2 separate regions of the Homo sapiens genome follow, and region 1 is linked to region 2. Evidence: read pairs that join two places in POLR2A ChIA-PET (ENCODE). Cell type or tissue: HepG2. All regions are shown on one strand. Each heading gives the region's core, and the rest is flanking DNA. Links, peaks and the distances in the headings are about the cores only.

Region 1 (8,049 bases), core at 1,631-6,630, 100 kb after region 2:
ACAGGCGCCCGCCACCACGCCCGGCTAATTTTTTGTATTTTTAGTAGAGACGGGGTTTCACCATGTTAGCCAGGATGGTCTCGATCTCCTGACCTTGTGATCTGCTCACCTCGGCCTCCCAAAGTGCTGGGATTACAAGTGTGAGCCACCGCCCCCGGCCCTTAGTCTACTCATTTAAAAAGAGGCAAGAGTTTCTCTCCCTCTCCTTCGGGGAGCTGCAGCTTTCCTTGTATTTTTTGGCATGAACAAGCTGTAGGAAGGGTGGATCAGTGCCTTCCTGCAAACCCCAGCAGTGTTTCAGGTAAGAACGTTACTGTTTTGGCACCTGTTCCAACACAATCACCCAGGGCAATTCCAGTGCCAAAAACTTTCTCAATGTGTGTGGGTATATAACATTCTGGGAAGTGACCTAGCTAATCACACATGGACATAAATATGGGAAAAGCTAATCACACGTGGACATAAATATGGGAAAAGACACTACAGACTATTACAAGGTGGGGAGTGGGAGGGTTGAAAAACCTATGTTGTGGTATGCTTACTACCTGGGTGATGGAATTCGAACCCCAAACCTCAGCATCATGCAATATTCCCATGCAACTAACCAGCACATCTACCTCTGTATCTGAAATAAAAGTTGAAGTTTAAAAAAAACAGGAAAAAGAAAGCCAAACGTGAGTGGGCTGGGTGGCTCATGCCTGTAATCTCAGCACTTTGGAAGGCTGAGGCGAGAGGATTGCTTGAGGCCAGAAGTTCAAGACCAGCCTGGGTGGCCGGGCACGGTGGCTCATGCCTGTAATCCCAGCACTTTGGGAGGCCGAGGTGGGTGGATCACAAGGTCAGGAGTTCAAGACCAGCCTGGCCAAGATGGTGAAACCCTGTCTCTACTAAAAATACAAAAAAAATTAGCCAGCTGTGGTGGCAGGTGCTTGTAATCCCAGCTACTCAGGAGGTGAGGCAGAGAATTGCTTGAACCCAGGAGGCGGAGGTTGCAGTGAGCCGAGATCAAGCCACTGCACTCCAGCCTGGGCAACACAGCAAGACTCTGTCTCAAAAAAAAAAAAAAAAAAGACCAGCCTCGGCAACATAGTGAGACCTCATCTCTACTAAAAATAAAAATTAAAAGATTAGGGGACTGTGGTGGCATGTACCTGTAGTCTCAACTACCCAGAAGGCTGAGGCAGGAGGATTAGTTGAGTCCAGGAGATCGAGGCTGCAGTGAGCTGTGATTGCACCACTGTACTCCAGCCTAGGTGACAGAATAAGACTCTGTATAAAAAAGAAGAAAAGGAAAAAAAAAAGAAAGCTAAACATGAGCTGTTAGGCATGGCTGCACATACACACACACACACACACACACACACACACACACACACACACACACATTTTCCGACTTTTTTCAGACATTTTCAGACTGCTTTCGGTCTTGAAACTAGGCCAGTATGCCGACTACATGGGATGTTACATCATTTTTCTTGCTACTTTTCTATGTATTTTGCAAGCTGAATCAGTGTTCGCAGATACTCTTGCGTTTCAGTCCGAGTAAGATAGTCTTTAAGATACCTTTTAATATGCACGTTGAAAAGATAGAATGTATGATGCTGAGATTACAGGGATTGAGAAAGGCAAAGTATGTGAATCAGGTAGGCCAGTTCTCTGGCTTTGTAATTTGACATTTTAAATGAGTAGCACATCCTTTAACCAACAAAGTTATGGGGTAGCCTAGAAAGAGAAACCACTTGAATTTTAAATAGAGGATACAGAGAAGAGGACAGAATCTTCCCTGTGAACTATCTTAGCAGCATCTGGTTCTTTTGAGGTACTTTGAATGTGTTAGAGCTTAGAAACGGATACCCCAAAATATGGCACTTTGACATGCTGAACTGAAAAAGAAGCCTCAAGGTCTCTTGGACCTCCTCCCTGTCCTGTCTCTTAATCCTCCTTGCAGGATGAAGTTGTCCCCTGAAATTCCTTATTTGCCTACATTTTGGACCTGACAATGAAGAAAACAATTACTTCTGGCCCCTTCCCTGAGTTTTTATTAACTGAACTCATGGGAAGAAAGACTGAATTCTATCAACACGCCTGGACAGACTGGTCACAAACTATTGTCTGCTCTGCTGGCCCAAAAGACTTTATCCCAGGCCACTGTAGGTTCTCCAGGCCCATCGAAATCCCCTAAAAATCATCTACACGTCTCTATCTGTCTTTCCCCTAAGAAGTATATACAACCATCTGTACCTCACTGGGATATTGGACAATCATTCTGTGATTCTCCCTCATGCTCACTAACACATCTGTAGGCCATTTTGCCTATTAATCTGCCTTTTGTCAGTTGATTTTTCAGTAAGCCTTCAGATGGCAAAGAGAAGTTTTTCCTTGATCCCTATAAATTTATAGTAGAATGTATGCTATAAAAGACCTGATAGCCCCATTGTCATGGATGACATTTCTCTCATGTGGGTGTGCCAACTCGTGCAGATGACAATTTTATAAATGTGTGTGCTCCTGTGAATTAGACTGTTATAGTAACATTAAACTGCTAAAGAACTTCACCTACTTTCTGGATTTGCAAGTAAATAATTTGGCTATTTTTTTTTTCAGTCTAAAGGCAGATAGCTGATAAGCTACATGAATTGGCCCAGTGGATTAAGTAATTTTTCATAATGCCTGATTACTAGTTTCTGAGAGTAGGATATCTAGAGAAGGAGTTTTTGGGGGAGATAGGAACAGAGGCTGATCAGTTTATTTCTTTATGCTTTGACCTCCTCTAAGAAAAATGCTGGCTGCTACAAAAGTTTCTATCTTAACATTTTTCTGCAAGTTTGTTATTACCATTTATGAACTCCCCATTTCCCACAGAGGAAGGAAAGAATAGACAGAACTGAGTGATAAACTAGACAAAGGGAATGGCTTAGTAGGACATGGCTTCTGCCTTTTGTGTTTCCAGTATTTGTCTACTGCTAAGGAAATCAGTATGTGGCACATAACTGGGGCAAAGGATTCAACACTCAGCACTTCGAGCAAGAAGTCACCATCATTAGCATTATTGTGGCAGCTACAAGGAGACGCCCAACAATTTACTGCAAATGACATAAAATAGATACACTGACTCCCAGCTGGATTTTTACTATTTTTGTCCACATTCTGAGGGCTATCAAAATACTTTTTAATTCACTTCCAGACCATCCCAACTTCTACAATGACTCTTTCTCTCTACAACCAGCTAAATTTAATTTCATTATGATTTGCCAAAGGTTAACTGAGAAAAGTAACAGCCAAGAATTAAGAAAACAGGTATAACATGAAAGAGGGAAAAAATCATTTATTTTGAAGGGTGGCCTGACCAAGCAACATGGCTCCAGAGTGGAATGAAAGAGATAAAAATAGGAAGACGATTGGGTGAAGCAGAAAAAAAAAAAACAGAAGCAGTAGAAACAGATCAATGAGAATGTGTTTCTAGAGCCTATTATGTTTCTGAAGTTGAAGTGATAAACATATTGCATACCCTTTGTTCTAGAGACCTTTCAAAGGACAGAATTCCTTTTCTCAAGCATTGAGCTCTCTCCATCTTTAGAGTCTTTTCAGTCTGTTTCACACAGTGTCAGAAGAAGGTTGCCTCAAAAGTTGGTAGAATTACTGTAATTCCCTCCATGACAGTAGTAAAGTTGGATCCTGCTGATTAGAGCAAAACACAAAAGCTCACTTCCAGAGAACTGTGATCTTCTCATAAAACAGTTGGCATCGCCTGAAAGGGAGGTATTGTTGGTAGGTAAGCCAATGTCCTAGGGCCTGGGACTCAGCCAGCATCTCATGTAACAACCATGCTGCCTATCCACTTTTGTTTGTTTTCCCAGACAAAAATGATTGCAACACATTTCAGAGCCAATGCAAAAACTCTGCCTTTGTAATATGCTGACTTGCTGTCAATAATTAGATGTTCTAAATTGCTACACTAGACAATGAGGTCCAACTTAAAAAAAAATACAAAAACCCAGTTAAAAGCTCAATTGGCCAAGAGGTTATTTCTGCAAAATGATCACCAGTGGTTTTTTTCTTTTCTTTTATTTTTTGTGGGGGGCGGGTGTGGAGTAGATGAAATGTGTCCAGAGAAGAAAAAAAAATCATACTTCTGTAAATATTTTCTTAACTTCCTTTTGCCAGGCAGCTCTGGTTTAGTGAGACATACACTAGGTTAAATTTCAAAACACTTGGATACTAACTGTGCTACTTTGGAGCAAGCCATTTAATCTCCCTGAGGCCCAGATCATTCATCTATAAAGTGAGAATAGTAATACTTCGACTGACCACGTCACAGTATGATTAAATATCCAATGATATATTGTACATGAAAGCATTTATCAACTGCAAGTCATGATACTAATGTGAGGACTGTAGAGTTGCCTTTATTTTCCTCAGAGCAGATTTAATTCTGGGGTGCTGGAGAGAAGTAGGAGAGGTTCAGCTCCAGCTCTATCTCATTTCCCCACGTCTGAGAGGCTGGAAGAGAAAGGAGTGGATCTTGAGTTGGCAACTCCCATTTCTCCATCAGCAGAAAGAGAAAACTGGTTTTCAGGTTTCCTCCTACCCCATGAAGTAAGAGTCCCTTCCTCTAAATATTAAAGAAATTTATTAACTATCTAGATTTTCCTTGACTTTTGCTTCTTTATCTAGGCTATGTTGTTCAATATGACAGCCACTAGTGATTTGTGGTTACTGAACTCAAGAAATATGGTTAATCAAAATTGAGATGTGCTGTTAGTGAAGAATACATGCCAGGTTTTGAAGATAATAGTCCAAAAATACCTGAAAGAATGTAAAATATCTCACTAATGTTTTTTATGTTGATTTCACATTGTAAAGATAATATTTTAGATATATTAGATTGTACAAGATATGTTGTTAAAAATAAATTTTATGTTTCTTTTGACTTTTTCAATTGTAGCTACTATAGTTTAAAATTTTATATTTTATATCACTTTATATGTCTTTTTTTTTTTCCAAGATGGAGTCTTGCTCTATTGCCCAGGCTGGAGTGCAGTGGTGTGATCTCGGCTCACTGCAACCTCTGTCTCCCAGGATCAAGCGATTCTCCTGCCTTAGCCTCCCGAGTAGCTGGGATTACAAGTGTGTTCCACCACTCCTGGCTAATTTTTTGCATTTTTAGTAGAGATGGGGTTTCACCATGTTGGCCAAGCTGGTCTCAAACTCCTGACCTCAGGTGATCCACCCACCTTGGCCTCCCAAACTGCTGGGATTACAGGCATGAGCCACCGCACCCAGCCTCACTTTATATTTCTATTGGATTTGGACAATCAGAGAGGAAGGAAAAACCCGAGTCCCCAGTAGCCTTATTTCATGCCTCTTTCTTTCCATTTTTCAGTCTCTCTCCACCCTCATGCGTTCCAGGTATTGGGAAGTCAATTCTTTTGAGACAAACATCAAGAAACCAAAGAAAGATCAATAGGAAGATCATTTCATCACATTTATAGCACATGGCACCAAATAGACAGTCAGCATCCATTCAGTCAATCAATCATGCATTTAATTAAAATGAAGAATACAGAAATTTGGCAATCTCATGTCCTGAAAAAACAGATACACTAGGAATGAGTAATTTCTCTTTTCACTCTTACAAGTTCTGAAAAGGAGGAGATACTATGATTAGGCTATGAACTATACTGTGTATAGTCACTTATTAAAATCTTATTTTATATAATGGCTATCTGTAGGCATTTAAAAAAAACTCCCTTCTAAAGGTCTAGATATCTTGAGGTCAATAAATGTGCTCTGTATCCAATAAGTACTGAGCAAATGTTGTTGAATATAATGAATAAAATAAATGATATAATCAGTCTATCACTTTATCTTTCTAACCAAAATTAAAATTTGAAGCTAAAATGTTGTATGGTTGATTCGATGATGATATAGGCATTAAAACATGAGTTGTGCCTTAAGGTATGCTTTGCTTTTATCTGATAAAACAATCTTATTTAAATTTTTTTTTTTTAAATAATAGAGACTGGGTCTCAATATGTTGCCCAGGCTGGTTTTGAATTCCTGGGCTCAAGCAATCCTTCTGCCTCAGATTCCAAAAGTGCTGGATTACAGGTGTGAGCCACCACACCCAGCCAAAAAAATCTTATTTTTAAGTCACTTCAAAAAGTAACCCATTTGAGAGTGAATAAATTCTTCCCAGATTAAATCCTGGCTGATGAAGAACACTTATTCCTAAAATAAAATCCCCATCCATTTTTGTCATCTCAGCAACCATCTAAAAATTGTCCCAGGAACAAACTGATTCACCCTATATGAAATAACAGAATAACAGAGAAGAACGATAATCCCATTAACCTGGTAGATCCGGAATGAAATGCAGCTGGAGGATGGAGCAGATTGGAGGTGGGAACAGGGAACACTCAGCAGGCTCCCAGCCCCGAACACCCCTGGAGTCTCAACAGCCTCAATCCATCTGGAAGGGAGGGCTTGGGGGAAGGGCTGAGCATGGCTGCAGGGATCAAAGCTAAGCAGGGGAAAACAGCTAGAGCACTGTCTGCTCTTTGAGCAAAGATAATAGAGTCCTCTCTGTGGTGAAGAGAATGAACACACAGGAAGATTTAAAAACACAACAAACCCGGAGCCGATCAGATTCCTTTATTCCATACCTCAAACTCATCAGGCTTGTCCTCAATTCAGAGTCTCTCTATATTGAATTACAGGGTTAGAAAAATAAAGGGCATCCCATTGAGTGCTTTTCAAACAGTGGGTTGCCACTCTTTAGTGTGAGAGAATCAATTCAGTGGGTGGAGGTTTGCATTTAGAAACTGAAATAAATTAGAATGGAAAATAGAAGGAATTGCATGGAAAAGGGATAAATATTGTTTCATGAATTTTTTGGTGTGTGTGTGTTTGGTACAGGTAAAATACATCTTACTGTAGGCATTAGCCAAACTGTGAAACTGAAAATTAGTCAACTCTATCTCCCTCCCGTATTATTATGGGTTATTAAAATCAGTTCTTCAGGCCTTCAGGAATAGGCTTTTTAGAACCTCCACAGCTAATTCTCTGTTGAGGTATTCCTCCTGCATTCTAGAAATATAGACAATGTCACAGACTCAGTGCAAACCATCCTGAAAAATAGCTCCAGGATCAGGCATTGCATTATGAGGAAGCTAATACTGTTTGTCAGAATCTGAGGGCAGCCTCCCTTTAAAGACCCTAATTAAGGAGAGGGAATGAAGAAAAAATGGTAATAGCATGCCTCAAATGTGAGGCTGCCTCTTGGCCACTATTCATTAGAAAGCCCACAAACTGTGGGCTCTATTTAAGGAACGTCTGGGATGGTTTTGGGCGGGGAAGCAAAACAGACCCAGTCAAATACTTCCCCTTTTATTCTCAACTCTGTTGTCAGCTTACTTTTCTCACCTTGATTTATTTCTTGAAATTTTAGTCAAATTCATTGACAATTTGCCTTATGATTCACAAAGTAGATGAGAGTGAATAGAGAAGCGACCTGACAGAGAAGAGAGCAGGACTATTTAAAAGATTCTGGCAAGAGGTGAGAACATTCCTCGATCCACTATAGAAAACCACCAGTGATCAAACAAACACAGTGAATTCCATTTCTAGGTCTCAAGGAATTAAGCATAACATTCAAAGTTGACTAGATAAAGGAAAGATTTATTATTACTATTATTTTGAGATGGAGTTTCACCCTTGTCATCTAGGGTGGAGTGCAGTGGCCGGATCTCGGCTCACTGCAATCTTCGCCTCCCGGGTTCAAGCGATTCTTCTGCCTCAGCCTCCTGGGTAGCTGGGATTCCAGCTACCCGCCACCACGCCGGGCTAATTTTTGTTTTTGTAGTTGAGAAGGGGTTTCGCCATGTTGGCCAGGCTGGTCTCAAACTCCTGACCTCAGGTGATCCACACGTCTTGGCCTCCCAAAGTGCTGGGATTACAGTTGTGAGCCACTGCGCCTGGTCAAGGAAAGATTATTAATGACAGACTTCATTGCGTTCTGCAAAGCTGAAAGGCAAGGAAAGAACTGGG
Region 2 (8,049 bases), core at 958-5,957:
GAGGCAGGAGGATCGCTTGAACTTGGGAGGTAGAGGCTGCAGTGAGCCAAGATCGTGCCACTGCCCTCCAGCCTGGGTGACAAAGCAAGACTCTGTCTCAAAAAATTAAAAAATTAAATGCAAATTTAGTCTGTAAGTGAACAATCACATAAAACTTTTTTTCCTATTCATACTATAAAAGTATGCATAGCACTAGTTTGTCACATCTATGGTTTACTTGTGATTACCCAACATTTTCTTAAGTATAAATTCAAACATCTAAAGTGTGCATAACCATTAAGTTTCACTACTTTCTGTTGAAGAGCAACTCTATTTGGACCTATGTCACCTGACTCTGACAACCTTCAGAGCTGGATGATGACCTGGAGGAGGCCCTAAGCACTAAGATATGGTATGGTTCACGGGGCCTGCCTCTCTCTTCCTCTCCCTTTTCCCCTGCTCCCACCAAAAAAAAAAAAAAAAAAAAAAAAACACATTAGAGCAAAATTAGGAGTAAATCAATCCAAAGTCCTAATTCTCCACATGACTATCTTGATGTTGTTTTTCAAATAAATTTTGACAGAACAAACCAAAATGAAGAGGAGTTAGTCACTGCATGATTCTTTCCATTAGTCCTAAAATAAGCTTAATATACACAGACTATCAGTTCTAATAAAATTTTAATAAAGTCAAAGCCAATAGACTGAGAACTAAAGAAAATCCTGGTTACATTCAACACCATTTACGTTTAGGCACCATCGTAAGCTTTCAATCACATGTAAATGCACTCCTGAAATAAATTTAAATTGGGATTCAAATTATCTGCACCTGCTCCCTTAAACCTGAGGCCTGCCCAGCTTTGACCAACAGGATGTGCCAGGAATGACCTGTGTAGTTCCGAGGTTAGGCCTCAAAAACCCTTGCTGCACCCACTCTTGCCTCCTCGGTCACCGGCCACTGTGTGAACAAACCACAGAGGGGGCAACGGAGGTGTCTGGCCAACCCTCGAACACTCAGCCCTAGTCTAGACCAGCTCTCTGCAGCCCCACTGTTGAGCCCATAATTTTCCATCCTAGCCTAGTCTAACTAGCAACCCACAGGATCATGAATACATGATTTTTGTTTTAAGCCTCTAGAGTTTGAGTTGTTTTGTTATACAGCAAATATTGATCAGACATCATCCAAACCCACTGATCCAGCCCAAAAGTCCAACTACTCTGGCCTCCATTTCATGCCCATGTTTCTATTTAAAATGATATGATTTGGTATTTATGTACATAATCTCAAGTGTTTCTCCTAAATGTGTAACCTAAATACACTCTATTATTTCTAATAAACTCAGTTCCATTCCTATCTCATTCATTAAGGCATTTCTACCTCTCCACCCTACAATGATTTTTCTTTCTCTATGAATGCTGATTGTACTTTACTTTCTACCATCGGTATCACTTACTCGGCACTTAGCATATGTTGCCTTGGAATTTTTTTTCCTCTATAAATTTTATGGTGAAACTGACTTAGGTGGCATCCAGAGTTGTGTCACATGTTCTATTTTTTATTTTTTTAAGAGATGAGGTCTCACTATGTTACCCAGGCTGGTCTCTAACTCCTGAGGCTCAAGTAATCCTCCTGCCTTTGCCTCCCAAAGTGCTGGGATTACAGGCTTGAGCCACTGTGCCTGGCCTGTCACATCTTCCTAGATGTTGAGAAACTTATCTTCTTCCCATGTTACCTTGTATTTTTGCGAACTTTTAAAATGCATGCCCTGATTTACTATTAAATCATTAGCTCTATTAGGGCTGAAATAAATTGCAAATTGCGGCTACCTCTATCTCCTGCTGTAGTTCTTTGCACATAATAGAAAAGAATTAATGAGTGAATTATAAATTTGATCAATTTCAGAAATTTAGTTTGGTTATTAACACATCATGCATCAAATAATATGAGTAATCTAAGTACCCTTAAAAATAAAAATCTCATTCCAAAACAAACCAAGAAATAGTTCAAATATGGAGCTAAGAATATATAAGTGAGAATAAAAAATTGCTATCAATAACAATAAAAACTTCCGGGTTACTGTGTGTTTTTAGAGTTTTCATTTTGTAGAAATCAAATAAAAATGTTAAATAACTTCAATTAGACACCTACATTTGTAAAAGTTGAAATCCCCCAAATTCATGTTCTCAGTACTTACACTATACAAAGTGATCAAAATAAAATACAACTTAGTTTTTATATTATCTTTCTTTCTCGTTTGATACATAAAAAGTAATTTTAAAAAACTGCCTTAAAATAGTCATATATGTGTAACAAAATAATCTGAAAAGATATATGTCAAATTGTTAACAGCAACTACTTTTGAGAATTAGGATTTTAAGGAAGACAACTGTCCATTTCTGCTTTATTCTGAGATTTTTTTAAATGAGTATGCTGCTTATGATATTTTAAAACGATTTTTTAATGACTTTTAGATTTTTTTGTTTTTTGTTTTTCTTTCAAAAAATGGTTAAAGCCTTCAATTCCTCTTCACTGTGTTGCACTAGAAATGAATTAAAATCTTGAGATCATATAAAACAGTTCCTGGGTTTCCTAGCAACACTGAAGGGCCTCTTTTCACAGAGGAATAGTTTTTCAAGTGCTGAAGTACGCAACAGACACAAATTACATAAGACAAAAGACAGACACTTGGTCTCAGACAGCGGCCCTGGGCATCTTTCCTAATACTGCCCAATTTTATTTATGCAGCAAGTAGATTAACAATTTAACTTGCAAACTACTTGCAGGTTGAAACACGGTTTAAAAGGTAAATCAAATATCAGATCTTCTTACAATTTTATTCAAATTTATAATTCAGGATGTGATAAAATATGCGGCACATTATTAAGCTGCAAGTATTTGCAGTCTAGTTAATAAGTGCACAGCACTAGATCATATTATGTAAATAAACAGACGGAACCACATCCCATATTGGCAGTGACTGAAATAACATTTCCCAGTTTTCTGCTTGCTTTTCTTATCTCCAGTTTCTAAATCACTTGGATCTTTAAAGCTTCTCTTCTGCACAGTCTGACTTATATCTGAGCATCAAAGTGACATGAGTTCATCAAAGAGTATTTTTTTAGCCCTTGATGTCACCTCCTACTAAGGCCTTAGAAGATCTGGTTCCACTATAAGATTGGAAGCAAACTGGAGAGAATGGAAGAAGCTATTCTTCTAGAAGGGAGGTAATGTTATGAACTGATAACATGCGTTGGCTTCTTTCACTTGTTTTTTCAAATTTAAGCTGTTTGTTAACCTAGGTGGTCTTCAGTGATCTTTTCCTTCTGGCAATCTTAAAGTCATAAACATTAGAAAGTGCTCATGAAATGTTATCACTAGTTTTTTAAAAAGAGAAGTAAACATGAGAATTTTTAATAATGTTTTGAGTGAGGAAAGCCTTAGAGAAAAGTAGAACAGAAAAACACAAAAGCTATGGAAGAAGACAAAAATTTAACTATACTAAAAATCTTATTAAAAAATCACCATTTGGCAAAAACAGAGTAATAATTGTTTCAGGCAAAATATTGAAAATTGGTGCTGAAAGCTATGATGAGAAACAGCATTTGTTACATAATGTCAAAGTATCTTCCCACAAAACACTTTCATTACAGAGGAAAAAGTAGTAACTTTACAGTGAAGAAATCTGGTATACATCACCTTAATCAAACGATCAAATTTACCTTCACCAGAACAAATGGACATTATGTACCTCCTGATTAGAAAAGAACATAGTATTACTTCTGTAGTATTGCATACCAAGTCAAAAATGCATACTCTAGCCATGAAAAGACATGGAGTAAACTTAAACACAAATGCATATTACTAAGTGAAAAAAGCCACTGTATGATTACAACTATATGACATTCTGGAAAAGGCAAAACTACAGAGAGTAAAAAAAAAAAAAAAAATCAACAGATGCAGGGGAAAGAGGGAAGAGGAGAATAGGTGGAACATAGGATTTTTTTTTTGAGACAGAGTCTTGCTCTGACGCCTGGGCTGGAATGTAGTGGCGCGATCTTGGCTCACTGCAAGCTCCGTCTCCCAGGTTCACGCCATTCTCCTGCCTCAAGCCTCCCGGGTAGCTGGGACTACAGGTGCCCACCACCACGTCCGGCTAATTTTTTTTTTTGTATTTTTAGTAGAGACGGGGTTTCGCCGTGTTAGCCAGGATGGTCTTGATCTCCTGACCTCGTGATCCGCCCGCCTCGGCCTCCCAAAGTGCTGGGATTACAGGCGTGAGCCACCGCGCCCAGCCGGAACATAGGATTTTTAGGGCAGGGAAATGCTTCTGTGTAATACTATAATGGTGGCTGCATGTCATCCATTTGTCCAAACCCGTAGAATGTACAAAACCAAGAGTGAACCCCGATGTAAACTATGGACTCTAGGTGGTAATGTTATGTCAATACGGGTTCATCAATCCTAACAAGGTACACTCTGGTGGGGGGCGTGTTGACAAGCGAGGGAGATGTTGGTGCATGGGGGAAAGGGGTACAGGGGAACTCTGTACTTTCTGCTCGATTTTGCTGTAAATCTAAAACTGCTGTACAAAATAAAGTCTATTTTTAAAAAAGATTAACAAGAGAGCACACAACCATATTTATAATTAAATAAATATAAATTAGAATAACGTAACATATTTCAAATATAAAATTGACGGTGGTTAAAAAAATTCAATAAGGCCAATCTTGGCAAAAGTGTTGGAAACTGTGGCAACACAGAAAGTAAATCAGCACAACCTACTGTCAACGCAGTAGAAGACGTGTGAAATGTCAGTGTGCTAATCCACTTTTAGGAACTGCAGCTGAACTCTCATAACTGAACAGCTCATATGTACAAGGATATTACTCACTGATGCTCTCTGAAACACAAAAACATCTGAAAACAACCTAAATGTCCAACAACAGTCAGGAAAATCAGAGTAAGAAATTCAAGCTCACCTACCTCAGACAAAGAGCAAGGACAAACAGATCAGGTAGAACCAGTCCCCTCCAGCAAAAAGATGCTACTAAAATTTGGCTTCTGGGGAGTAATGCTGACTTTCACTCATATAAATAGAAGTATGACTAAATATTGCCACCTTCAGCTTTGGTTCCATTCACCCAACAGCAAATACAATCATCGAATGAAATTAGGTCTTTCAAAAGGAACATAACATTAAACATATAATGTATACTAATAAATATATTAATAGAATAAAAATACTTTTGGGGGACGGCGGTAGAGTAAATCATGTCCCCCCCAAAATTCATATGTTGAATCCCTGACCTCCTATGTGACTGTATTAGAGGTAGGGCTTTTAAGGAAGTGATTAAGATTAAATGAGGCCATAGCATAGAGCCCAGAACAGAAGGAACTGACATCCGCTTAAGAGAAGGAAATACCGGAGCACTCTCTCTGCCACGTGAGGATAGAGGGAGACGGCAGCTGTCTACCAGCCAGGAAGAGGGCCCTCACCAGAAACCAAACTTGCTGGCATCTTAATCTTGGACTGCCCAGACTCCAGAGCTGTGAAAAACCAAGTTTCTATTGTTTAAGGCATCTATGGTATTTTGTATTGGTATTTTGTCTATGGCATTTTGTTACGGCAGCCTGAGCAGACTAATACAGACTGCATACAGAGCAGTGAAGTTTCTCATCATGGATAGGGTATACTGTTCAACTGGACATGAAGGTAATGATTTCAGCAGAAATTCTCAAGAAGATTTAAACATATTGGGAATTCGCAAAATGATGGAAAAATGTACTTTTCAATCCATTAGCCAATAAAGACACGAGGGAACTGCCTGGATGGTCCCTCTCAGGAGAAAAAAAAATTATGTACATTAATATACAGAAGTGCACAGGAATTTAAATTTATTGCTTATCTGTAAGTCAAGCATTATGCAAAGGGCTTTAATTATTTCATCTGATCCTTACAAAACCTGTGGAACAGGCATTACAGACAATGACATCAAAGAACTGCTTCTTATGCAAAATCCAAGTAAATGTTGAATAATACCAGTTACTTAATCCAGACTAATGTGGAAGGAGAAGAGGGAAGTGAAAGATCATAAAGGCACTGAAATAAGAAAAATGAGGATATGAGACAAGAAAATTCAAGAGCAGGAAGAAGTCTGTTTAGGTAATAGGGATATCCTTGTAGATCCCCTGAGAATCTAAAATAAGGAAAGCACAAACCAGCGACAGTTTTAAAGCTGGGCTGGAAGACTTCTAATAACACAAGAAAATATGGGGGTAATTTTATAATTCAACCCACATACTTGATTTGGAGGCAGGGGGACCAGTGGCAGCAAGCTGAGATGATGTTTGATCAAACTGTTTGTTTCCCCAGCACAACCCTAAATTTCTCCTTTGAACTCCTTATCTCAGTGACGTGACCTACTACCAACACTTTTGGCAATCAATCCCTGCATAAGATCACAGATGCAAGAAATAGCTGCATCACCAATCATCTGCACAAACCTGGAGACAAAATGAAAGGCAGCAGGGTATCAACGTTCACTCATTCAAAGCATACTATGTCCTCTTTAATACATTCCAAATCCAACCATTTTTACCTATATCCAGGCCACTATTATCTTTCACGTGGCCTGGATGTAGCCTGCTAACTGGCTTCCCTGCAACCACACTTTCTCATTCTAACTTGTTCTCCATACTTCACCCAGAGTGTTCTCTATATAATTGCTTTTATTTATCTATTTTTTTGAAACAGGGTCTCACTCTGTTGCCCAGGCTGAAGTGCTGTGGCACAACCAAGGCTCACTGTGGCCTCAAACCCCTGGGCTCAAGGGATCCTCTCCTGCCTCAGCCTCCCAAGGAGCTGGGACTACAGGTATGTGCCACCATGCCCACTAATTTTATTTTTATTTTTATTTTCCCAGTGGAGTTGCAGTCTCGTTATGTTGCCCAAGCTGGTCTTGAACTCCAGGGCTCAAGTAATCCTCCCACCTCAGCCTCCCAAAGTGCTGGAATTACAGGCATGGGTCACTGCATCCAGCCTATAACTCCTTTTGTAAAAAAGACGTCACTGACATGTCTGACAATCTCTGGTCGCTCCTCATTGATTCAGACACCTTAATTCTCCCTCAAGGTCCTTTGACTAGCCACCCTCTAGCACCTTTAGCTTCTTACCACTTCCCACTCCCACAGTATAATACAGCCATCATCATCTCCATCATCATCTCGCCTCACTCAGCACGAGCACAGTGTAAGATACCTCCTCTTGCTGGGCGCGGTGGCTCACACCTGTAATCCCAGCACTGTGGGAGGCCAAGGCAGGCGGATCACGAGGTCAGGAGATCTGAGACCATCCTGGCTAACACGGTGAAACCCCATCTCTACTAAAATATAAAAATTAGCCGGACGTGGTGGCACATGCCTACGGTCTCAGCTGCTCAGGAGGCTGAAGCAGGAGAATGGCTTGAACCCGGGAGGTGGAGGTTGCAGTGAGCCGAGGTCGCACCACTGCACTCCAGCCTGGGCAACAGAGAGAGACTCCATCTTAAAAAGAAAAAAAAAAAGATACCTCCTCTTCTGCTCCATCCCACCTTTTAGGCTTACTATGGTCTCAGTTCAGCCCCTTCCTCCAGAACATATGTCCTCTAATTACTCCTCGGACTAGCACTAACAATGCTTTCATCACGGGCACTTTCCTCACTTTACTGAAACTGCGCTCACCCTCTGCCTCCAGGGACTATTTCACATTTGACTTTGGTGGCAAAGCTCATGCTGTTCTTGATCATCACTGGTTTTTTTTTAGCAGAGCAAAATTTTGGGCACTTGGCATTCAACAAATATTTGTTGAATGAAGGTTTTCTTTTTTCTATCGCTGAGGAAACAAAACAAAAGGAACACTTTGAAACATATTTTCTGTGTTTTTAACCTATCCCAGAAAGATACTAGATGTAAACCCTGATCAGTGATGGCACATGCACAGGGATTTTAAAGATCATGACTCATTGTAGAATTCAAGCAGGGACAGAGAGGAGCTATGAATTATGAGTTAGGCAACTGCATAACTGCATAATC

What was found. Peaks named below come from ENCODE experiments on the same cell type or tissue, not always from the same donor. Only the 100,000 strongest peaks of a DNase experiment are listed, where the experiment ranks them.
Region 1: POLR2A ChIA-PET joins it to region 2 with 5 read pairs; 2 of 35 experiments call an interaction of 5 or more read pairs at or near these places.

Annotation. Positions count from the first base shown.
Region 1 is chr21:17,437,303-17,445,351 of GRCh38, reverse strand. LINC01549 (long intergenic non-protein coding RNA 1549) reads right to left here and starts at 6,462. Exons shown (of 4, transcript NR_037586.1): 1 at 6,355-6,462; 2 at 3,509-3,678; 3 at 1,152-1,269. RefSeq lists an enhancer at 6,250-6,833. In HepG2, for the core only: no CTCF peak of the experiment used is centred there; DNase peaks (open chromatin) are centred at 3,801 and 6,551; H3K4me3 peaks cover 1,210 bases.
Region 2 is chr21:17,537,495-17,545,543 of GRCh38, reverse strand. The region is part of intron 1 of CXADR (CXADR cell adhesion molecule); the gene reads right to left. Among named protein-coding and RNA genes, the nearest start is that of CXADR, 28 kb to the right of the region's middle. In HepG2, for the core only: no CTCF peak of the experiment used is centred there; a DNase peak (open chromatin) is centred at 3,003.